Linked DNA regions of Homo sapiens: region 2 is linked to region 1. A link is a loop called in an ENCODE intact Hi-C map of the cell type or tissue named here. Cell type or tissue: prostate gland. All regions are shown on one strand. Links, peaks and the distances in the headings refer to the core of each region. The heading gives the core; the rest is flanking DNA. Region 1 has its middle 250 kb from the start of SLC14A2-AS1. Region 2 overlaps SLC14A2-AS1 (SLC14A2 antisense RNA 1).

Evidence for each region. A loop is a pair of places that touch in the nucleus more often than their neighbours do. Peaks named below come from ENCODE experiments on the same cell type or tissue, not always from the same donor. Only the 100,000 strongest peaks of a DNase experiment are listed, where the experiment ranks them.
Region 2: it touches region 1 in a loop (2.0-fold over the local background); 1 of 110 quality-filtered maps calls a loop at or near these places.

What each region holds. Positions count from the first base shown.
Region 1 is chr18:45,248,983-45,261,158 of GRCh38, forward strand. It overlaps a transcript of SLC14A2 not described here. Among named protein-coding and RNA genes, the nearest start is that of SLC14A2-AS1, 250 kb to the right of the region's middle. In prostate gland, for the core only: no CTCF peak of the experiment used is centred there; no DNase peak of the experiment used is centred there.
Region 2 is chr18:45,408,916-45,421,091 of GRCh38, forward strand. The region is part of intron 8 of SLC14A2-AS1 (SLC14A2 antisense RNA 1); the gene reads right to left. It also overlaps a transcript of SLC14A2 not described here. Among named protein-coding and RNA genes, the nearest start is that of SLC14A2-AS1, 89 kb to the right of the region's middle. In prostate gland, for the core only: no CTCF peak of the experiment used is centred there; a DNase peak (open chromatin) is centred at 7,436.

The DNA.
Region 1 (12,176 bases), core at 4,677-7,176:
TCCATAATTTTTCTCTTTTAAATTCCCTTTAGTGCCTTTTCAAGGAAATAGAAGAAAGGAGCCAGCGTCCTTTGGGGGTTACCTCTAAGATAGCAAGCACAGCACAGGACTACATATACACATGTGTCTGTTCATGTGTGTAAGCAGCTTCACTTGGGAGCAACCGATAACTCCATTTATAAGCGTGTTTGCCTCAGTATCAATAGAGAAGGAAATATATTTTATATAAGTACATTTTTGGAGATGTTTCCTTCATTAAAAACTATTATAAAATTTTTTTTGCATAGTCATGCTCCAGCCTTTTTTTTTTTTTTATCTGCCCTGTATGTACATGCAAAGGGTGGAGTATTGCTAACTGTGTGTGTGTGCCTGTGTGTGTGCTGAACATGCGTTGAGCAGCTGCTCTGGGTTTGTGCTATTTACTTTCTAAGCATTGTTTTTTTTTTAATATTCTCAAAAATTCTTGAAACAACTATTATAAAACATTCATTTGAGAAAAGACATAACTGATCTCAGAGAGGTTGAGTAACTGGTCTGAATTTCAATGAATGTGTGGTCTTTTAAGAAACATCTGGCCTCTCTGATTTTATCTCCTCTTCTGTCTGATGAATAGTCTCTCTCCTTACATCCAGGCACAACCCTTGACAGCAATGAATGGTATAATTCCTTTAGAAAATATCTATTTGGCCAGGCATGGTGGCTTACACTTGCAATCCCAGCACTTTGAGAGGCTAAGGCAGGAGGATCGCTTGAGTCCAGGAGTTCAAGACTAGCTTGGGCAACATAGCAAGGCTCTGTCTCTACTAAAATTAAAAAATTAGCTGGGCATGGTAGTGTACACCTGTAGTCCTAGCTACTAAGGAGGCTGAGATGGGAGGATCCCTTGTGCCCAGGAGTTCAAGGGTGCAGTGAGCTATGATTGTGCTGCTGTACTCCAGCTTGGGTGACAGAGCAAGATTCTGTCTCTAAAAAGAAAAAAAAAATGTTGAATTCATTCTATGAATCAGAGTCATTGACTAAATTATCAACCTAATAGCCACCAGAAGAAAAGATGGACCCTCACTAAGGCCAGATCTTGGATTTGAAATGAAAGTGGAATGTGAACCCACATGTGGAAACTCACACATGTGATATGATTTACTAACAAACATTGATAACACTACTGAAAATATGGTCACTTTAAAGAAACAAGTGACTAAAATCAACAAAAGGCACTTAAAGCAGTACTAATGAGCATCTATATCATGTTTTTCTGCTCACAGCATTAGGTCCAGTTTGACTTTTTGGCTTTAGATCATGAGTACCATTTACAAACACACACGCATGCACACATTTGGGGCCACATTTTTAACTAGTCCTCTTTGGTATTTTAATCTCGTTTTATTCCATGACTACTTTATAACACGTGATTGTCATACATAGCCTAATTCTTCCCCCCCTTATTAATTTTATTCTTATTTTCTCCTCTTTGTTCTCTTTTTTCTCTCCTTCCTTTGTGCTAATTTTTATGACTCTTGTTTTCTCTCTCACTTTGAGTTTTTCCTTTCCATCGTTGCTGTACTCACTTCCTGTTCTTTCTACTTTCTAAACATCCTTCCCATTGCCCTTGTCTCCAGAGCTCTATCTGGGGATGGGTAGTATTAGATCAGGATTTTCCATGGGAAACCCACTGAATGGTGCTGCCCCGGGATTGAGAAAGACCCAGGAGGTCAAAAGGGCTGAATGTTCCTGTACTTGTCTTACAACTGAATCCTCTGGCTAGTGGCTTCTTCCTTTTTTTTTTTTTTTTTTTTTGGCTTTGAGACATCTTCGGGTGAGAAAGAAGGTTATCTTTATAGGAATGTTTTCCTGAATAGAAAGCCAGTTGTGAACATTATGGGAAACTTTGAAGATGAGATGCCTGAGGCAAGTTAACTGGAAAAGTGTGTAGGTCCTACCAGAAATAATATTCACTGCTCCTCTGAAAGAGTTAGCAGAAGGCTGCAGAGAAATCAGGTTGAGAAAACTTCATAATTCAGCCATAGACATTAGAAAAAGAATCTTTTTATTAATTTTTTATTTCCATAGGTTTTGGGGAACAGTTAAAGTATTTGGTTACATAAGTTCTTTTGTGGTGATTTGTGAGATTTTGGTGTACCCATCACCCAAGCAGTATACACTGAACCCAATTTGTAGTCTTTTATCCCTCACCCTCTTCCTGCCCTTTCCCTCTGAGTCCCCAAAGTCCATTGTATCATTCTTATGCCTTTGCATCCTCATAGTTTAGCTCTCACTTATGAGTGAGAACATACTATGTTTGCTTTTTCATTCCTGAGTTACTTCACTTAGAATAATAGTCTTCAATTCTGTCCAGGTTGCTGCAAATGCCATTAATTCATTCTTAGAAAAGAATCTTACTCGGAAATACTTTCCACTATATTCGAGAGGCCCAAACTACCCTCTTGGTCAGAAAAGTACTCTTCTCCTGCACATGCATCATGATTCACAACCTCGGTAGTGTATTGTTTCCTAGGATTGTCATAACAAAAAAACACATACTGAATGGCTTAAACAACAGATATTTAAAGCACCAATCCTGGAGACTAAAAGTGTAAGACCTAGTTGTCTGCAGCGTTGTTTCTTTTGAGGCCTGTCTCCTAGGCTTGCAGAAGACCATCTCCCTGTGTCTTCACGTGGCCTTCCCTCTGTAAGGTATGTATCTGTGTCCTAATTTCCTCCTCTTATAACGACACCAGTCATAGTGGATTAAGGCCTATGCTAATGACCTTGATTTATCTTAATTACTTCTTTAAAGACTCTATCTCCAAATACAGCCACATTCTAAGGTCCTGGGGTAAGGCTTCAACATATGAATTTTGGGAGCACACAGTAAGCCCATAACATGTAGCAAATAGAGTATCTATGCAAATACAGCAGCCTCCAGTTAATGATGATGACAGAGTCTCTCCTGGTGTAGAGTCTGGAGAATCTGAGACGCATTAGCTTGTAGAACATTAAAATCATCATGGAGGAAACACATCCCTCGAATCTTTGCTTTAGTGCAACAGCTTGCCTCAGAGGCTGTGTTACTGATGAAAGCTATTTCTGCAATAGAAAGCCCTTGGTCTTCATTGTGACCAGCAATGAGAATCCTACCAAGGGTGTGCTGAGTTTCATGTTGAGCTCTGGCCTGGACAGACCCTGCCCTCTGAACATCTGTAACAGAACCATAGACTTATTTTCTTCATGAAAAAGCCCAGGAATCAATTCTATCATGAGAAGATTTGAAATCTATTTTCACCTGAGATTGAGAAAGTAGAAAGATGAGGATGAGATGCTAGAATTTTGAAAGCACACAAAAACCTCAGAAATTATCTGTATCTGTGTTTCCTGGACTTTTTGCATTTTGCCACCAGCAATTTTTAAGAGGGGTGTCCCTCAGGGTTCCCCAGTGTTTGCTTTGTTAAATATAGATAGACATCAATGAATGTAAAGAACATATTAACAAAAAGTTAGATGGATATAATCCAGAACATAAACAGATATTTAAATGGAGTCATTTGTCCTAACAAGCAGGCAAACAAATGCAAACAAGACAAAAACAAAACTCTCTTCACTTAAACATCTTGCCTTATTCTGACAAGAACTTCAGCGTGGATCAGGAGCTGTCTGCTGACTCACATTTGAAACCCTCACGGTTCTAGATCAATGATGTTCAAACTTGAGAAAGCTCAGACTCTCTACAAACTCAATTTGAGAGACATTAAAATCAAAGTTAGATGTTTCACTTCTAATTTTACTTTGGTGCAACATACTCATAGCAATATTGACTTTTTTTTTTTTTTTTTGGCAAATGAGAGAGCCTAATGGAGAGAGGTCATAGGAATTAAAAAGCATGATTAGGCTGGGATAGAACAAAAGTCACAAAAGATGCCTGTTTCCTCCCATCATGTTTTTAAATATAAGATTTGAACATTTCTACAGATAAGATAATTTAACATAAGGACAGCTATTCAAAAAAGATGGATGTTGGGGTGCTCAGGAAACAAAGCCATGACTGATGAAATAAAAAAGGCTGCATCCATCCACCCTACAGTCTTTTCCTGCTCCAATTCTTAATCCCTTCTGCATCCGAATCACCCAGAGGATATGTTAAAACCAGATTGTTTGGCCGAAGTATATCCAGAGTTTCTGATTCCACAGGTCAGGGTAGGGCCCAATATTTCGCATTGCAATGATTTCCCAGGTGATGCTGTTGTTGCTGGCTGGAGGGTAACACTTTGAGAACACTTGCTCCAACACAGGCTGAGAAGTGGAGCATCCTGACCACCCAGTACTGAGAGGCAGGAAAGAGCAAATGGGAAAATAGAAAACACGGTGGACGAAGGACGGAATGCAGACCAAGAAGCAGCTCCAAGAGAGTGCAGAGAGATCCAGGGATTTGGGGATATGAGCAGATTACTTCTACACAATGCTTCTTAAAATAGTTGCTCTCTGCATTATGCTGGATGCTTTGAAAAACAGACATTCATTACAACTTTAAAAGTCAAATGACTGCAAAAAAAAAAAAAAATCTTAATTTGAAAGCACAGAGCCCAGGCACTTTAAAATTTGGTGAGCATGCATGATTTTCCATCAGCAGCTGTTAGGAGGATAATCAAGGATTAAATTTTCATTTAATCATTTTTATATATGAATATACTTCCCTCTCCTTCACCCCAACCCAAGCCATTTGAAAAATGGAACTGAACCTCTGGCTCCAAGTCTTATCTTCAGAGAACAAATAGATTTCTTCAATTTTGTGAACTTATTAAAGTGATTTAAGAAATATTTGATTTAATTCCTATTTTCTAAATTAAATTTTTATAGAAAATAATAGTTTGTTTTGTTTTTACTATAGTGTTCTCATGTGCCTGAGTGGGTGAGGAGATTCTATTCTATATCTAGAAAGAAATCTGGGCAAATTATATCTTATTTGAATCCAAGGCTTGCTGGAAATTGGTGAAAGTGGACATGAGGGGGACATGAGGAAGTTTCATAGCAGAACCAAAGGACCGAACGCTAGAAGGGGCCCTAGGGGTCATCCAGGCACATAGCTTTATTTTATAGGTGGGGAGTCCCAGGTCCTGGGACGATCCCTGTGCCGATCATCACACAGCCAGGCAGTGTCCATCCTGGGACTGTCAACCAGCTCCTCTCATTCAGTCGACACTCTTGCCAGCTGGCCATGTGCCTCCTCAAAGAACCAATAGAGCTCCAGCTCTACTAACTGGGTAAATGGTCTGTTAACTGGGTAAATTGTCATGTCCTGTATTTGGTTTTGACTCCAAGTCCTGGCACCCTGGGGAGAGACACAGGAACCTAGAGGATCTTGAAAGCAGCCTTGAAGACAAGTCCTGGACACATGTCAGCCACTAGGCATCTTCAGCCCAGAGCAAGTGAGCTAACATATTAGAGGCCACACACATATTTCCATCACATGAGCTGAGATGCTGAAAATTTGGAAAGGGGTCCTCAGGGGAAGAGGAGAGAAGTGCAAATATAAACCATCCAACTGCACAATTTGGTGAAGATTTTTGCTTCCATAGACTGTGAAACAACCTCAATTTTCATGCTTTGAAGGCCTGCAGGCAGCTGACTGGATTTTGCTTTTTCTCTGGGAAGAATCCACACTCCCTTGTCTCTATGTTTGAGGAGAGAAATCCTCTATTTGAATCTTCTTTATTTCAGCAATCTCGGTGAAAATAAGAGGTCACCAAGGAGTGGGGTGTGGGGGACCGTAAGCCATCCTCAGGGGCCTGACCTGGGTTTCCGTTTGCAGCAGCCTGGAGGGGGCCACGTTCTTCCTGCGCCCCATAGCTGCCCCAAGGAGGCCAATGATGCTGGCAGGCTCAAGCTGGGCTTTGCCAAACCAGAGGGAAGGACTTCCCAACCCTTCCCTGGGGCAGGCCTGGGCAGCCGCCCACATTTACTCCGATTGATTCCAGCTGCACAGTGCCTGGCTGGCCTGGCCTTCTGCATTAGTAATGCTGTGTGAAGGGAAAGGAATACCAGCACACTTGCTCCCCTACCCATCCCCTTTACCTCCACATGGCCATCTTGCCAATTCTCTCACCATACTCACTTCCATTTCCTGCTTCTTTCCTTCTCTCTCTTCTTTTCCCATTCCCCCCGAACACACTGTGCTACCCTTTCTCTTTCTCTGCATCTTTTCCGGCTCTGCATTTATATCCACCCAGACTTTCTCCCTCTCCCAGGGGCTTGCTGTAGCACCCTGCTGTTTTCTCTTCCTACTGCTGGCTCACATCACCTCTAGTGTCACACCAGAGTTAAGCCATCCTCATTGCTCCTTTTAAATAGAGAGAGAGAGAGATGTTGATTTTGCACAGCTGCAAGCAGGATTGAGCAAGATGGCTCTTTACAGCATGGTCTTTTGTGGCCAAAAAGGGAGAGCGCATTTGTGTGTGTTTAGCAGCTTTGTCCGGGGCTCCATTGTCCAGCATTCAAGAGCAGATCCCTACTTTGCCAGAGAATCACAGACAAATAGTCAATTTGCTTTAAAAGACCCTTGATTGAAACCTTTGGAGAACTCTACCTTTGGCCGTGGTTTCAGAAAGTGATTGCCTGTCATCTCAAGATGTTAGAGTCAACAGCAGGTCTGCTCAGGACCACATGTTTATTTTCCACAGTGGCATGTGCTAGGTCACGTGGTGTCCATTTAATTTCCACGACTGACATTCCACAGGTCTGAGATTTCATTCCTCTGGGATTATTTCAAATACTTGTGGTTTTAACTAGCAGGGGGAAAATATATATATATTTAAAAAGGAAAAGCATAAGCCACCAGCCCCTGCACCCCCTGCACCCCCTTCAATGGTGTCCTTGGCAGAGTTTTGTGGGCAGCTCCTCCGCCCTTTACCTCTCAGAAACCTCCAGGCAGAGGGATCCCAGAGAGCATAGAAAGGCCCGGATGTATGCTTTCTAGAGATCTTAAAAGACTAAGCCTTTTGAATTGACTTCAGCCTTTCATAATTGGGGCAGTCATTGTACTTTTGATTCCTGACACCTGCCTTTGTCTCGCCCACTGACAAGCTGGGTTATGGGACTCAGCGTTCTGGAGGTGCCGGAACAAATGTCCACCCCTATCCCCAGGGTACTTGATATTTCCTGGTGAAGAGACTGGTGGTACCTTTTATCTAACATTCCCTAGTTAGATCTCAGACGGTAGAGGAAAGAGGAGAAAACTCTTACTGAAGTATTTGGATTGTTGTTTCTCACTGGGAGTTAAAGGAACAGAAATAGATAAACTATGGCTGCTACAGAAGAATGAGGTGTCAGCAACAGGGCCAGCCCAAAGCTAAATTGTGGGGAAAAAAATAAGTTGACATCATCTTCATTTCAATCACCCCCTTCCATCTCTTTGAATTCCACTGAAACCTGGCACTTCTTTATGATAGTTCAACTGCCTGGAGAACTCCTGATAGGTGTGTTGTGCAGGGCCAAGAATGGCCTTCTGTGTCCTGCCTCTCCTTCTCTGTGATTCTTACAACTCCAATGCCTCATTCCCTCTTAGCTAATCCTGTGCTAAGGAACAGTTAAACTCAATTCGGTGGAAGGCATCTTAATGGATCATACTTTTGTGTTGCTTCTCTGATGTGATAATTTCATTTTAACAAAGGGTTAGTTACCAATGATAGAACTATCATTAAGACAGATTCTGGAAGGTTCAAATCCAACAGGAAACTTGCTATCACCAATTGATGACCAAAATCAGAACCTAATGGTTTACAGTTTTTACTTCTCAAAACTATTTTTCTTGACTGTGTTGGGAAAGAAAGGGAAAAGGGGCAAATCTCAGGTATAACCTAAATTAGGATTTTGGAATATCAGCTCTGGAAAGACCTTGAAAGGTCAACCAAACATCATAAGTACCCTGTGATGTCCCTTAGGCTGGGGCTCATGGTCAAGGCCATGAAATGGCCGTATATTACCCCTTTACATGGACCAGTGTTGCTCTTGTCTGCAGATTGTATGCTCTAATGTGGATAAATTGTATTTGTTTACATTTCTATAGACAATGCCAGACATTAAATTTTGTCACATCCTGCTACCCTTACCTTCTTTCCTGATGCCTCTACCATGTTCTTCTGAAGGACCCATGTGAAAGAGTGACAGTGTTTTCAAGATGGGCTTGTGTAGAAGTTGGTTTTAGTGACACATTTTCAAAGAGATGGAAGTGAACATTAAACTGATCACTGCATTTGGATCCATTGACTCTATAAAGTGGCAATTTGACTTTGGAAATTAGTTGTTCCAGGGATGATGGACACTGAGGAGTTTTAGATAAATTCACACGTAATAGACTAAGTTGTCTAGGAAGTTATTCCTAACTTTTGTATTTACCAGTGCATGAGACACATGTAATCCTAATGCATACCTTATGGCCCTTCTGCCATTATTGAGACTTTGTATGCTAATTCTTAAGTTCTTCCTCTCTTCTTTTAATAAAATGGCAGGTCAGCTATTGGCCAGCAAGAAGAAAAGTTAATATTTCAATCAATTTTAATCAAATAATGAGCTAGTAATTAAAATATGCAAGTCATGAGTTTTTAGAAATTACAATATGGTTAATATTGTTTCCAATTGATTTCTTTATTTCTATGTAGCTCTTGGCAATCTTAAAATATCAGTATATTGGAGATTTCCTCCATTTCTCCAACCTCATAGAGGAGGTTCCCCAAAGTGTGCCCTGCGGAGAAGGTATAAAATCACTGGTGTTAAGTAGGACCCAAGGGCCCCATAGTCAAGTATGTTTATATTACCTAGGTTGGCTAAAGTTCAATCTCTTTAAGGATTTCTCCCAAGTTTCAAAACGTATGTGCATTGTTTTTCATGTAAAAGGTGGCAATTATCACATATTTGAGCCACAGAACATCCTCTGGGAGAAATATCAGGCACAACTAGTACGCACAAGGACTATTGCTCCCAAATGAAGCACTTTGGAAAACACTTGTAATAATAACAACTACAGTAGTCACAACTGTCATGAGCATTTACTGAGCACTTAGTATATGCCAAGCACTGTTCTTCATATTTGGCATATCCTAGACCCCCGTTTCATTCTCACCACCATCCTATGAGCGAGCTACAGTTATAACCCCCAAGGCATAAAAGGCATAAATCACTTTTCCAAGGTCACCTGTTGTTACTTTTGGAGATGTGATTTGAACGAGGCTGACTGACACTAAAGCCTGGACTCTGCACGCTCACACTGGGCTCCCATCCCTCCTTTCTGTGATGGGAGGTTGACAATGGTAGGACATAGTGCCCAGGAGCCTACCATAACCCAGGAGCACAGATGCCCAGAAGTGCCCGAATCTCACAGACCACCCCTGTTGCAACAGTGAAAACATTACCAGTATCAGGAGTAGGAACATTTGATCAATATTATTATTTCCTATCTGAAATATTTAAACCTCTGAAATCTTAGAACCATTGCAATATGCTACAGCCCAGAATTTAGCACCTGATTTGATCTGCTTTCTTAGGGTTCCAGCTGTGTAAGTCTGGATAAGCTAGGTACTTTTGTCTTCTCAACTGAACTTTAAGCTTCTTGTAGGCAAGGACCTTTCTTATTGCTTCTTCCTGACATAATAAGTGCAAATTATATTGATCAATTGATTTGGATGACCATTTTAATAATCATCCTTTTATTCTTTGTTATAGTATCTTATTTTCCAGTAACGTCATCCACGTGGTCCTTTGCAGTTTGTAAATGCTTTGACCAGTACTGAGATCATTGATCCCCATGACAGCTCAGTGAGGGAGATGGAAGTTGTCTCTCCCCTTTCCAAAGATGACTAGGGGTGTGACTTGATCAGGCTCCTAGAGGAGAATTTGAAGGTGGAAGAACTGGAACTCAATGTAGTTTCTTCAAATCCAGGCCTTGCACTTCTCTCAGCTGCCTTGATCTCTACATCACCTCAGAGAAGTGCAGCGTCTCATCCAGGAACTACCATTCTCATTGGAGTGTGTCCCTTCATATGCTGACACTGGCACACTCACACGTGGATTTCCCTGAGCTCTGGAGCTACACTGCCTTCTAACCCCTACAGTTGCTTTTCAAATAGAAGGCAGTGGTTTTGGCCTGTAAGACATCAGGCAGAAAAGAAAGGGAGGTTTGGAAAACTTCAGTGGTACACTCTTATCTCCTCTCTCCTGCTCAGAGGGTGGAGAAAGATCCCTATCACTCTGGAATAATTTTTAGGGTTAGGACAGCAATAAAGTTCCTTGGAATCATGAATTATGTCCACTGTAGGGTCATAGAGGCAAAACAGGAAGAAATAATATGTTGGAGAGAAATGACAACCCAGGGCAGGGGAAAGAAACAGCATTTGGATAATTCGCCACAGCACAATTGCTGCTGTCTGGAAAAATGAAAGGAGTTTGCAGTGTGCCCCAAATCTATGGGAATTCATTTCACATAAATGGCACCAAAAGAATGATCATAAAGATAGCTACAGACTCAGGATTCCAAGTTGGCTGCCTTATGTTTGGCCAGAAATAATTTAGAAGTATGTAAGTGAGAGAAATACAAAGAGAAGGAAAGGTGAAGAGTAAAGATAAGAGTGATTCATAAATTGAATGAAGATTTTTTTTCCTATGGAATAATGCATTCAGTAAGGAAACAAGTATGTCTTCAAGGGCACTGAAGGAGCACTGCACTTTAGATATTGAAAATGGAACCAAGAAGAATGTGGCCAAAATGCTTAACGAGAAGGGTAATATTTTATTTCTTTAGTAATTGCCAAGCACTGAAGCCCAAGTTTACTCTGAAGGTATATTCTTGGAAGAAAAGAATATAAAGGAGTAATCTGGGGAAGTAGATGGCAGGATTTGTTTTGTCCCTCAGACAAGAGAAAAAATAACGGTAGAGCACAAAGCTTGAGCATTGGGCTCAGTATTTCTGAATTTGTCTTCTCAGATATGGTGCTAATGGAATGATTTTTTTGGTAGAGGGGGAATGGGAGGGAGGGATGTCAAAAAGCTAACTACTCCCTTAGCAAACTCTGACAGAGTTCAGGGAAGACCAGTTCTAGCACTAGAGAATTTTCTATTTTCCAAGTTTGTTAAAATATACACAGATGACAAGTTAGCCTGAAGCAAAATCACGAAATAGGAGAACATTGGCTTTAGGACCTTATGAATCAATCCATCATTAGATATTTATTGAGCAGCTCCTCTGTGCAATGGATCATACTAGGGAAGGCATAAACACAAGGCACATGTGTCCTTGCCCTTGAACAACCTACAGTTTAGTTAGGAAGTCACAAGTTGCTATACCCAGAAGAATTAAATAGTATTCTGAGTCACATCATGAAGTAACAGGAAGAAAGATCTTACAGAGATCTTTAAATTTGAAGAGCAAACACTATGTAGCATTTACCATGTTGCAAGTCAACTTTTAAAAACTTCACACTCAGTAACCCTACTACTGGGTACATACCCAAAGGAAAATAAATGGTTCTGTCAAAAGACATATGCACTCATATGTTCATTGCAGCACTATTCACAATAGAAAAGACATGGAATCAACCTAGGTGCTCATCAAGAGTGGACTGGATAAAGAAAATAAGGTACATATATACAATGGCATACTACTCAGCCATAAAAAATAATGAAATCATGTCCTTTGCAGCAACATGGATGCAGCTGGAGGGCATTATCCTTGAATTAACAATGCAGAAACAGCCAAATGCCATGTATTTTTACTGGCATTTGTTGTAGAATCAACAATGTACTGGCATTTACTGGGAGCTAAACATTGAATACACATGGTCATAATGATGGTAACAACAGATACTGGGGACTACTAGAGAGGGGAGGAAGGGAGTGGGGAAAGGGCTAAAAAACTATGCATTGGGTATGATGATCACCACCAGGGTAACAGGACCATCCGTACCCCAAACCTCAGCATCGTGCAATATACCCATGTAACAAACCTGCACGTGTACCCTCTGAATCCAAAATAAATTTTATTTTCTATTCTCTTAATTTCTTTTTTTTTTTAATTTAAGTTTTAGGGTACATGTGCACAATGTTCAGGTTAGTTACATACGTATACGTGTGCCATGTTGGTGTGCTGCACCCATTAACTCGTCATTTAACATTAGGTATATCTCCTAATGATATTCCTC
Region 2 (12,176 bases), core at 5,978-8,477, 160 kb after region 1:
AAATGAGAGGTGTACATTGAGCACAACAGTCGTTTTATTAACCAATGCTCTGAGCCTGTGAACTTAACAAAATGCAATCTGGGATTGGCTCAGTTTCTTGGACCGTTCACATACCTTTTAACTTCTGTGTGTCAAACATTTGTCTGAGAGCTCCAGCTGTCCAGTTGCAGCCCCCCAAGGAGAAGTAGAAGAGCCCTGGACTTGGACTGACAAGTCCTGCTTTCTACTCTGCTGCTAGAATTGAGATCCTAGAAGTCAACAAATGCATCTGAGTCTCCAGGTTCTCATTCTTAAAATGTAGACATAATCTACTGCAAGGAGCTGTTATGAGTACTAAGCAAGATATTTTAGATGAGAGCAAGAGAGTGTGATGTATGTGTGAGCTACTATTCTTGTTTTTATTATTTTCACCCTGGGCCACTGAAAATTGGTTCTGGGGGTCATGTCAATGCCTACGGCTACTCCGTCATCTCTCTACCTTCCTTCCCTTCTTCTCTGCCTACCGTAATCTTCATTCTTGAGTCTGTATTTTTCTAAATATAAAGCAAGATATTTATTAGCAAACCTTTTGGCATCCATAATTCTTCACTCCCCAAAGTATTATTAAACCCTTTTATAACTTTGATAGTGAAAATAAAACAGAAAACCGTAAAGTTTCACAAGACGACATTTCCCCTCTCAAAATCAACCCAACCACTGAGCCTCCTGGGGAGCTTTCCTCCTACCCACCCCTTTCCCAGAAGACAGTTTACAGGATGGTCCTTAGATGAAAATGAAGAAGCAAAAAGATCAAGTAAAAAATGATTTGTGCTTTTGTTTTATTCTAAATCAGCATGAGGAGTATATTCTAGAGCAACAGTCCACAACCTTTTAGGCATCAGGGACTGGTTGTGTGGAAGATAATTTTTCCACAGACCGGGGTTGGAGGGTGGTTTTAGGATGATTCAAGCACATTACATTTATTGTGTACTTTATTTCTATTATTATTACATTGTGATATATATTGAAATAATTATACAATTCACCGTAATGTAGAATCAGTGGGATCCCTAAGCTTGTTTTCCTGTAACTAGTTGGTCCTATGCTGGGGGGCAGCGGGTGGTGATGGGAGACAGTGACAGATCATCAGGAATTAGATTCTCATAAGGAGCACACAACCTGGAGCCCTCCCATGCACAGTTCACAACAGGGCTCACGCTCCTATGAGAATCTAATGCCGCTGCTGATCTGACAGGAGGCGGAGCTCAGGTGGTAATGCAAGTGATGGGGAGTGGCTGTCAATACAGATGAAGCTTCACTCACTTGCCCGCCGCTCATCTTCTGCTGTGTGGTCCGGTTTCTAACAGGCCACAGACCAGTACCAGTCTATGACCCAGGGGTCAGGGACTCTTGTTCTAGATAACTTGTTTTACTTTAAGCAAACTTCATAAACTTTCATGGGCAGGTCATTTGGGATGGTCTTAATATAAATCTATGAGGTGCATTATCAAAAAATTAAATTAGGTTTAGTAGCATTTACTACTAAATATGCGTTACTGCCTAACCTCATATGATATATATATAAACTCTCTCTTAAAATGTTTTATTTTTCTACTATATTGAATAACAAATCTTATTTATGTAAAAACTGTTTATTGGGCACTCACTACAGCCAGCTACAGCACTGAGGAATATACTTAAGTATACAGGTGTATTTCTCTATATTATATATACAGTTGATCATCATTGTTTGTGGATTCCATATTTACAAATTAGCCTACTCCCTAAAATGTATTTGTGACCCCCAAATCAATAATCCAGTGTTTCCACAGACATGTGCAGAGTGGTGAAAACTTTGAGTCACCTGATGTGCACATTTCCAGCTGAGATAAATAAAGCTATGCTCTGCCTTCTTGCATTGGCAGACTTCCTCGCTTAAGAAAACCTCCCAGTGCCCTTTCTCTGTAGATCTGTAGATGACGTGATAGCATTAGATAACACAAGCTACTGTGTATAATTATCTGTTTATACATAAGCATTAGCTCCCCATCCAGGACCATAAACTTCTTTCAGATGGACCCTAGGTTCTATTTTTCTTATACTTTAACTACACTCTTATACTTTAAACAGAAACACACATAAAGCAAGATTATGTATTGATTGGCAACAATGATGTGATAAGAAGCTTGCAGGAACCTAACCCTGTATTCCCTTACGAGCAATAGTTCAGAATTCACTAATTCAGTGTTTGCAGCAACTTTATAAAACATAATGATTGCAAACATTGAGAACTGACTCTGTGTGCTATGTGTGTGTGTGTGATTAAGTGCTAGACATGGACTACACAGGAGCTTAATGTGTAAATTTATCCAGTGCTTTTGTATTTAGCCTGGTAATCTCACCAGAAATTGCTAATTTAAATTAGTTCCTTTGCTTTTATTAAGATAAATGGAATCTCATCAACTCAGTCTTAGGACACAAAGGAATTAGCCTTAGAAATAAAACTTTATTTTGTTAAAAACTCTAGTGAAGGAAATTATACAACAGAAGCACAGTGAAGGGATATCGTTTTTCACCTTTGTGAGCACAAAACAGATTTGAGTCTTCCCCATATCACACAGATTCAGCTCCCTCAAGCCACCCAAAGTGCAAACCGTGCCATCTCTCTTTTCTTCTAGATCGCTATCCACTCAACATTCACCCAAAACATACACCCAGTTTCCGATGCACAGGTAATAAAGATGATAAGTCCTTGGCTTACAATTACCACATGTGTAGTGAGCTGAGAGGAAAATATGGGAAGGCCACTGAGGACCACTCAGCCAGGGAAGAACAGTGAATGTCAGATAAAGCCACCAGAAGATGAGATGCTTGACCTTAGAGATGAGGAGCAGTTAATATGGTGGTCTTGGTGGGATCCCCTGGTACAAAGGTCCGCAGCACCTACTCTGTGAAGAGCACCAGAACAGATGTCATGGATGATTGAGTCAGTATCAGCCAGTATCCTGAAACTCCAGTATTTCAAGGAAGCTTTCCCTGGAGACACCCTCTCCTCCATGAACACATGCACTCCCAACCAAGAAAAAGTCTGAATCCGTCCATAGGATTCCTTTCTCCTTCCATCCTGGCACTTATTTAATCAGTATCTGTCTCCCCAAATGAAGCATATGCCCCTAAAAGCAGGAACCAAGTATTTTGTTGTTGTTAGTTTGCTGTTGCATCTCCCACTGCCTCAAGACTTGCCTGGCATAAGCTGCTGAACAACTGAATGAAGATTGCAGAGTAAGGCCAAGGTCTTATTCATGGGGTGACAGCTTTGCTGGGAGATTTTACAAGGTCATAGTATTGTGGGGATTTTTTTCCACAGTGAACAATGTTTTATCCTGGGAAATCAGTGTACCTCCCATAGGTATTTTTGTTCACCGTGCTTTTCATTGCTTAACTCTTTGACCTAATAACTAGTAAATTAGCAGTCACTAGAACTGAGAAGAGAGAAAACAGGAAAGTTTCAGGTCTTCTAACTTATATTCCTAAATGCAACCTGTGGTCCTGCCAGGTTGGCTGATATTCTTGGCTCAAACTGGGGACTTTCACAGGAGCAAGGGCTCATGTGCCTGCTTTCATCATCACTTCTAGAGCCAGCCCAGAACCTCACCCCCCAGAGGAATCATCTGCTTCTCCTCAGTCCCTTGAAATATTCTTGCCATGAGGACCCCTTCTCTCTGGGGGTAAACAGTAAGATAGATAAAGTGTACTCAAGTGGGACAGAAGTCACTAGCACACATCATGGTGGATGAGCTGTATCACAGCAGCCACCCCTGAGATGGTAGAAGAATGCTGTAAGGCTGAGTCATAGGGACTTGCCCTTTCCTGTTTCTCACCTCTTTGTTGTGGGGTTCTCACAACCAAATGCTCATATGGCCAGGCAGGTGGTCTAAGTAAGTGGAGGTGACAGGGTGGAAGTGTGGCAAGCCCTAACTGAAGGGAATAGCTACTGCTCATCTCCATGCAAGAATTTGGGACAAGTGTCACCAGATCTTCTGGTTTTTCAAGAGAAAGCAAAAGTGCGGGGACCAGATTTGTTTTCAAAGAATCTGGTTTCTTGAAATCAGAAACCATCTTAAGGTTGTCCGTTTTTCATTACTGTTGTTTTTCTGAAATGCTTTTTGTCAATCATTAGGGAGAAGATAAAGACAAATAGAACCTAGGGTCCATCCGAAAGAAGCTTATGGTCCAGGAGGGGAGCCAATGCTTATGTATAAAAAGATAATTACACAGAGTAGCTTATGTTATCTAATGCTATCATGTTATCTACAGATCTACAGAGAAAGGGCATCGGGAGGTTTTCTTAAGCAAATTTGTTGCGGAGAATCTCCTCCCTTTAGTAACAAGAAACTCAATTGTTTCTACATCCAGAAAAGGACTTTTTTTCTTTTAAGCAATAGGGCCTCCTGCTGAGACAGTAAAATTGTAGAGATACTTGTAGGGTTGTGTTGCAATATGATGAGGAGGCCAATGAAGGTGGTTCCATCAAAGAGTGCTTGAGTTAAAACTAATATATTCAAGCAGTGATACTATTTTGGCATTCTTCAGCTCCGTTTTCTTTCTTCTTTCTCCTCATCTGGACTCAGACCCTAGTTCCTGACTTTCAGTGTGGCACTCTTTCCTCTCCCTGCTTAAGAAGGAGCAGTCAGAATTATAAGGTCATGGCAACATTGTAGATTTGAAATTCCACTGTCTTACGAAACATGGCTTCTTGAGCTCCAGCATTGTTGTTTGGCAAGTTGATCAGAAATTCTCTTTCTGCCAGTGCTGAGCCATGGTAGTTAATGTGTGGAGTTCTGAAGCAACAGTTTGGATCCCATTTCTACTAACTTATCATGCTAGCTGTATGACTTTAGGAAAAGTACTTAACTTGGTACCTAAGCCACAGTTATCTCACGTATAAAATAAGGTAACCATAGTGCCTGCTTGTTAGGTGTTTTGTGAAGATCAAATGAGATCATACAGGTAAATATTATGTGAGTGAAAACCCCCACAGGTATACTAATAGAGCGTAAAAAAAAAAGAAAATCACGTGGAGGTCTATATTTGAAGAATGAGACCTGTGCCTCGTACAAAAAAAGTATTCAATTAAAGAAAGTCCACATCAGTATTACCAAATAGGGACATGAATCATTCCTTGCTGTGGAGTATTGTGAGAATAAGGACCTGCATAATTTATTATTTACTGCAAATGGAGCAAGTCAGTCTTGGAAAACTCTGATTTATTATCATATGGGTGGTGAATGAGCTTTGACCTGGCCAAGAGAAAAGTGTGCCACTCCAGGCATGGATGTCAAGCCTGGCACTCAACATGCACAATTGCTGGACTGAGCTGAGGTACAGTGCATGAAGTTCAACTAAAACCTCACCTTGGGTGATTCTCAGCTGGGAAGTGGCCCTAGCTAAATAATAATGGCACACTCAGAATCTTCCATGATTTTTGGAATTCTAGAATAATGAACTGTTTGGGAACAGGGGACTCTTCTGAAGTACCCAACAATTTAAAAGGGAGAAAAGTCCTTCTTCCCTCTCTCATCAGTCTCTTCTCTCTTCCTACCTATCCATCCATGTATCCAACAGAATCTGAATTAGAATATTTTGGTACGTGTATACCTATGTAACAAAACTGAACATTCTGCACATGTAATCCAGAACTTAAAAAAAAAAAGAATATTTGGGCATTCATGCAATCCACTTTTTCAGAGGAAAGTTAGTCTTCTTTCAAATAATTTTATAATTGCATCAATTCATCTAGGATACAGTGGGCCTTTTCACATGCCAGGTGCGGTGCAAGGCACCGAGCGTAAAAAAAAAAAAAATATATATATATATATATATATATATATATATATATATAGAAAAGTACAGTTCATGCCCTCAAGGATCTCATAGTCTCAGAGGCAAGTAACTTTTGTAATTCCCCAGCCTTCCCTTCTCTCCTTTCAGAGCTCCTCACATACTAAGTGCCCAGTGTGTTAATTTATTTTCAGCAGAGTCCGATCAGCTTCTTTGCATGAAAGTCTACATGTTTAACCTCTCCAAATTACAAGGGTGCCTGCTTTTTTAAAGGAGATGCTGTATCTTAAACCAAAAAGGTTATTTTGAGAATTTTAGACATGCTGGAAAATTTAAGTGAAGCAAATTTTTATAAATTGTGTATATACTTGCTAACCCTGACATGAGCCAGGTATGTAGCTACCAAAAATTTCTTGGTCAGGATATTCTTGACCTTTCGTGCAGGTTGCTGGAAGCCCCCAAGTCTTGTAGTTACTCTTTACTGCAGACTAGTAAAGAAACATGCTTTGGATCAGAATTGAGACCTGGGGTCAGGGGGTGTGTTTCTATCCTCATTCTCTCCAATTTTATACGACTGAGCACTTCTGTATTGCTCAAACAAATGTGTCATTTCTTGTACTCTTGGAGTGTCCCAGTATGTGTGTATACCCTGGGACTTGATGACATAATGAATTTCCCCATCAAAGCTCTGTAATCGAGCCATCTTCACTATCTGATGGCATAAGTCAAATATTAGTCTTAATTTGAACCAGGCCATTATCATATTAGACTTCTCTGTCATTCTTGATGACTGCAGAGCCAATGGCTCTCACATTTCCAAGTGTTAAAGAATTACCACTTCAATGGGCTCAACTGTTCCCCAATTTTTATTTAGAAAACTGATAATGGTTGAAATAAACCACAGGGGGTCAAAAAGCCAGGTGGCCAGGGAGCTTATACCCGAAATGAGAAAAGCCTTGCTACCTGCTGGTTTAATAGGCTGCCCTTATTTCTAATGGGGCTGAGTGGAGCTGAAATCAAGGCTGAGAGACCATATCACAGCGATCTTAACATCGAACCACCTGACATTGGGTCTGTGGGGGATATTTCATCATTGTCTGCTTGACCTTTGGCCTGTTAGACTTACAGCCCATCATTTCTGGGAAGCAGCGACTGAAAAAGCCATTTGTTCCCCATCGATGTACCTGTCCTGATGTGCTGTCAACAGCTGTTTGCATTGCTAACTGCGCCAAGGGAAAACAATTGATGCTGGCAAACTCGAATTTCTAACCACCTCTTTTATTTTTGTCACTCCTGGTGCTAATGATGACCTATATTCTCTACCATAATGATTATCTTAAAAGTCTTTTTGGCGTTGAAGAGAGCGTTTGAGTCCTAAGTGCCTGTATTGTGAAAGAATATAATATGGAGAGGTCTATTATCTTAGAATTCATTTGCCTATTTTTTTCTTTTTTTAAGGCAGCACTGTAAATTAAACCACTTGAGTTGGCTTTGTAGGTTTCCTTTTTTGTTTCCTTTTTTTTTTTTTTTTTGCATACACAGCAAGGATAACTACACCTCAGATTTATGAGCATTGTGAACAGGTTGCCATAGCAACCACTCTGGCTGCTCTACACCAAATAACCTTGTCATGTGAGCGTTTATCACAGGAACATCAAGGACTGGATTGCACTGTACGCTCTTTGGCTAAACAGCAGGATTTTTCTGAATAATAATTGGTCGTGGCCTTTTATTCCACCAGTCAGAGTTAATCATCCTCGGAATCTGAAATTAACCATAATGCATTCAAGGCGCAGAGTGCAGCCATTCAAAAATTCCTCTTTGGGGAAGAAAACTTTCCAGTGATCTTTGGTCTTTGTTGTATATGATCATTGTTGTTATTGTTATTGTCACTATTATTGGGAAGGCTTAATGAGAGAAGGATGAGCATTTGGGAATGGCATCTAGAACTCATTAACATGATATAAGTAAAATGGGTATTTAACTACCGTATTATTTATGAGAAATAAGAGATATTTTAAGCTGCCATCAAAACCAGCAGGTTTTTTCCTCTCTCAAATTACCTTTATAGGACATTTGATCATTTGAATATATTTTATTAGGTTAATTTATTTTCCATAGATCATGTTTTAATACACACCCAGAAATCACAATGTGCTTCTGATGTATCATCTGAGGAGGGAAAATGAGTGGGGTGTAAAGGATCAGCGAGGTCCCAGTGCCTATGGAGCACGTGTGTGTACACACATGTGGTACTTGTGCACATCCACACAAATCCGCAAGATGGACCCTAGAAAGAAAATAATTACATCACAAGGATACAGCTGGCTCTCTATCATAGGCAATTATGTTAGAGCTAGGGGTTGGTGGGTTTAAAAAATATCAGGATTTTGGTTATTTATCAGCAGAGAGGTTTTCTGATCTGTGAAAAGTCACCTTACAAAATTCTACTAGGGATAAAGCCAGGCTTCAGCAAATTCAACAAATTATGGGGTTTTTTTTAAGCATCTTAACACTTCCCCTTTTTGGTGATCCTTTCTTTTACCTTTTCTTTTTCAACTTCCTTGGTCCCTAGACCTTATTTCTTACAGGCCATTTGTATTTGTCCATTCTCACGCTGCTATAAAGAACTGCCCAAGACTGGGTAATTTATAAAAGAAGGAGATTTAATTGACTCACAGTTCTGCATGGCTTAGGAAGCCTCAGGAAACTTACAATCGTGGCAGAAGAGGAAGCAAACACATTCTTCTTCACATGATGGCAGGAAGGAGAACTGCCAAGCAAAGAGGGAAAAGCTCCTTATAAAGCCATCAGATCTTCTGAGAACTCACTCACTATCAGGAGAATAGCAGCATGGGGGGAACCGCCCCCAATTCAATTACCTCCCACCAGGTCCCTTGCATGACATGTGAAGATTATGGGGACTAAAATTCAAGAGCAGATTTGGGTGGGGACACAGCCAAACCATATCACCTTTTATCATCGTTATTGTTGATAATAATTGTCATTGCCTTAAGTGTGACCTCTCCTGAAGATAATTACTTAAAAAAAAATCTCAAATGGAGGAATTTCAGAAATCAGTAAATAATATTTTTTAAAGAATGCATTCAAGGAGGAAAGGACTTTTTTAAGTTCCCACCTAGTCATACCTTCTAGGAAGCCACCAATATTGCCAACTTCTAACACTCTTTTATAAGAGGAACCTGTAGTCATTCCAATCAAATGAAGCTAAATGATTGGATGTGAAGATGAAAAACAGCTAAGTGGGAAGACTTGGGTGCAGCTATTCAGGGAAATAGCACCATCCATCTCATGTCACATCCCTGCTCTTGTCTTTTTGTTGCTTTTCCTTTGAAATAAATGTATATATGAGTCAGTAAAATAAGTTTTAGAAAAGCAACAATATTCATTTATTCATCATATTATGGTAGTTGTAAATGCCAAGGACACTGCTAGGTGTGTGGGGGGAACAGCAATAAAAGAAATCTGATTCTTATCCTCTGGGTACTCACAAGCTTGGAGGGAGACGAGACATAAAGAACCTGGATAGTTACTGCACTCTTAATAAGAAACAAATGTCTTGTGAGTGGCACAGAAGTGCCACTAGAGGTGGCAGCCATCTCTGGCATTGTCATAAGAGGGCGTCTGTTGCATGTGGTGTTGAAACAACTAAGCTACAAGAAAGTGTAGAAGGCTGGTGATTGGAAGGAGAGCATTCCAGGGAAAGAGGATAGCAGGAGTGAAGTAGGAGACATATGAGTGTTTGGTAGAGTCTGAGAAAAGCCAGCATTTGTCAAGGACCCAGGTTCACATCCATGAGTCGTCAGTAGAGATAAAACTGGAACGGTACCTTCAGGTCAGATTTGAAGCTTGGTTACCAGGGGTCTTGAATATCTTCCTAATATGCCTGGGCATTTATTTGGATGGCATCAGAAAGTCATTTCAGGTTCTTAAGCAAAATATTGATGTGATCAAAGTGATAGAAAATTTAAATGAGACTGGGGTGAGAAGGACGAACGAAGACATTTTAGAAGTTGTTTCATCATCTGAGGAGGTGGATTTACCTCTAATCCCTGTTCAACTAGCTTTCTCTTATTTTCCTTCTGAGGAAAAAAAAGGCATCTCCATTTTGGTAGTGATTTTGAAGTGCAGTGTCAGAGGAGGGGAGAGGGTCCACTCCTGGTGCAAGCATCAGATCCATGGCTTAGCAATCAGAGGGGAGGACGGTTAGGAAAATGCAATTGGTTATATTTGGGCTGTTCAGGCTGAAGCACCAAAGATACTGCTAGAGTCTCTTCATTTGATTTCTCAAGATTTAATGTGTGTTTTGTGAAGAGGAAAAAAGTGATAAATGTTTCTGACCAGTGCTCACTAAGCTATGACCAACCTGCCAGTAAGCATTGCTGCTATTAGGCCTGCTATTATTATAAGAGTGCTATCCTTTGAAACTAACAAGAGAAACATATTCACTCTATGTGGTGGAGAATCTTCATGGAATTGTGCCGGGAACCCAGGGTTCCTAAAGCACACCCTGACTGGGATGATCCCCAAAGTTTCTCACAGGCCCCTTTTATTCTGCTAAGGGGTATGATGTGTGTAGGTGAGGCTTAAAGTATGAACAGGAGGAAAATGATTCTCTCTCTGATGCCCCTTCACTCTTCCTTACTCTTGAATATCAAACTATTGAGAAAACTTGTTTTGTGTTGTCATTCTGTCCCAGAAGCAGTTCAAAATGAACTTTTAAAACATTTTATCAGGTCGGGCGTGGTGGCTCATGCCTATAATCCCAGCACTTTGGGAGGCTGAGGCAGGCGGATCACCTGAGGTCAGGAGATCGAGACCAGCCTGGCCAATGTGGTGAAACCCCACCTGTACTAAAAATACAAAAATTAGTCAGGTGTGGTGGCGCACGCCTGTAATCCCAGTGACTCTGGAGGCTGAGACAGGAGAATTACTTGATCCCAGGAGGCAGAGGTTGCAGTGGGCTGAGATCACACCACTGCACTCCAGCCTGGGCGACAGAGGAAGACTCCAACTCAAAAAAAAAAAAAAAATCTCCAGTTTTATTTTATGTAATTAATGAGGACAAAAATCAGTGTGTCCTTTGCACTTTCAGTAGAGTGGGCATTCTTGCTAATAGTACTCAATATGATTCACCTCCGGTTCTCCCTGCTTAGAAATAGCTGCTCTGTTTGGGAAATTCCATGTTACCTAAAGCTGCATAACAGATTGTTCCAAAATATAATGGCTTAAAACAACAATAGTCATTTAATATTTCTCACAGTTTCCATGGGTCACAAATCTGGGAACAGCTTGGCCAGGTAGTTCTGGCTTGGGATCTCTCATGAGATGTCAGCTATGGCTGTCATCTGAGGACTTGACCAGGACTAGAGGATGCACTTCCAAGGCAGCTCACTCACATGGCTGGAAAGTTAGTGCTGGCTGTTGGCAAGAGTCCTCAGTTCCCCACCCGAATCTCTCCACAGGGTTGCTTGAGTGGCCTCAAAACATGGTGGCTGGCTTCTCTCAGAGTGAGTTATTCAAGATACTAAGCAAGACGTCTTTATGAACCAGCCTTGGAAGTCATATACCATAACTTCTAGTGTATTCTATTGATCACATAGGACAGCCTGATTCAATGAGAGTGAGAATTATACAAGGTGTGAACTCCAGGAAATAAAGATCCACAGATCCACACGAGGATGGTGTGGGAAGGGGGCATGTCTTGGAGGTTAAGTATCACAGAGGTGTATCTTTGCAGCTCACATGTGGATGTGTCAGGTTCTGGTATTCAGAAGATGATACTACCCTGTTTCTGCCCCCAAACTGGAAAATGTTCTACCCATGCTGAGGTTGAGTGGTAAAGAATTCCTTTAATCTGATATAATCTGGAATAATGGTTGATAATAGGAAAGGATGGTCAAATTCTTTTAAACATGATTTTAAACTTATAAATATGCACTTATTTGCCAATCGTTTGGTACAGGTGGAATTATTTTTATTATTATTATTATTTTTTTTTTTGAGACGGAGTCTCACTCTGTTGCCAGGCTGGAGTGCAGTTGTGTGATCTTGGCTCACGGCAACCTCCGCCTCCCGGGTTCAAGAAATTCTCCCGCCTCAACCTCCCGAGTAGGTGGGACTACAGGCATGCACCACCACGCCTAGCTAACTTTTGTATTTTTAATAGAGATGGGGTTTCACCATGTTGGCCAGAATGATCTCAATCTCTTGACCTCGTGATCTGCCCACCTCAGCCTCCCAAAGTGCTGGGATTACAGACATGAGCCACCGCACCCGGCCTGATTTTTTCTTAAATAAACTTCTTCTCATTAAAGTTCTGCATCCTTTCCCTC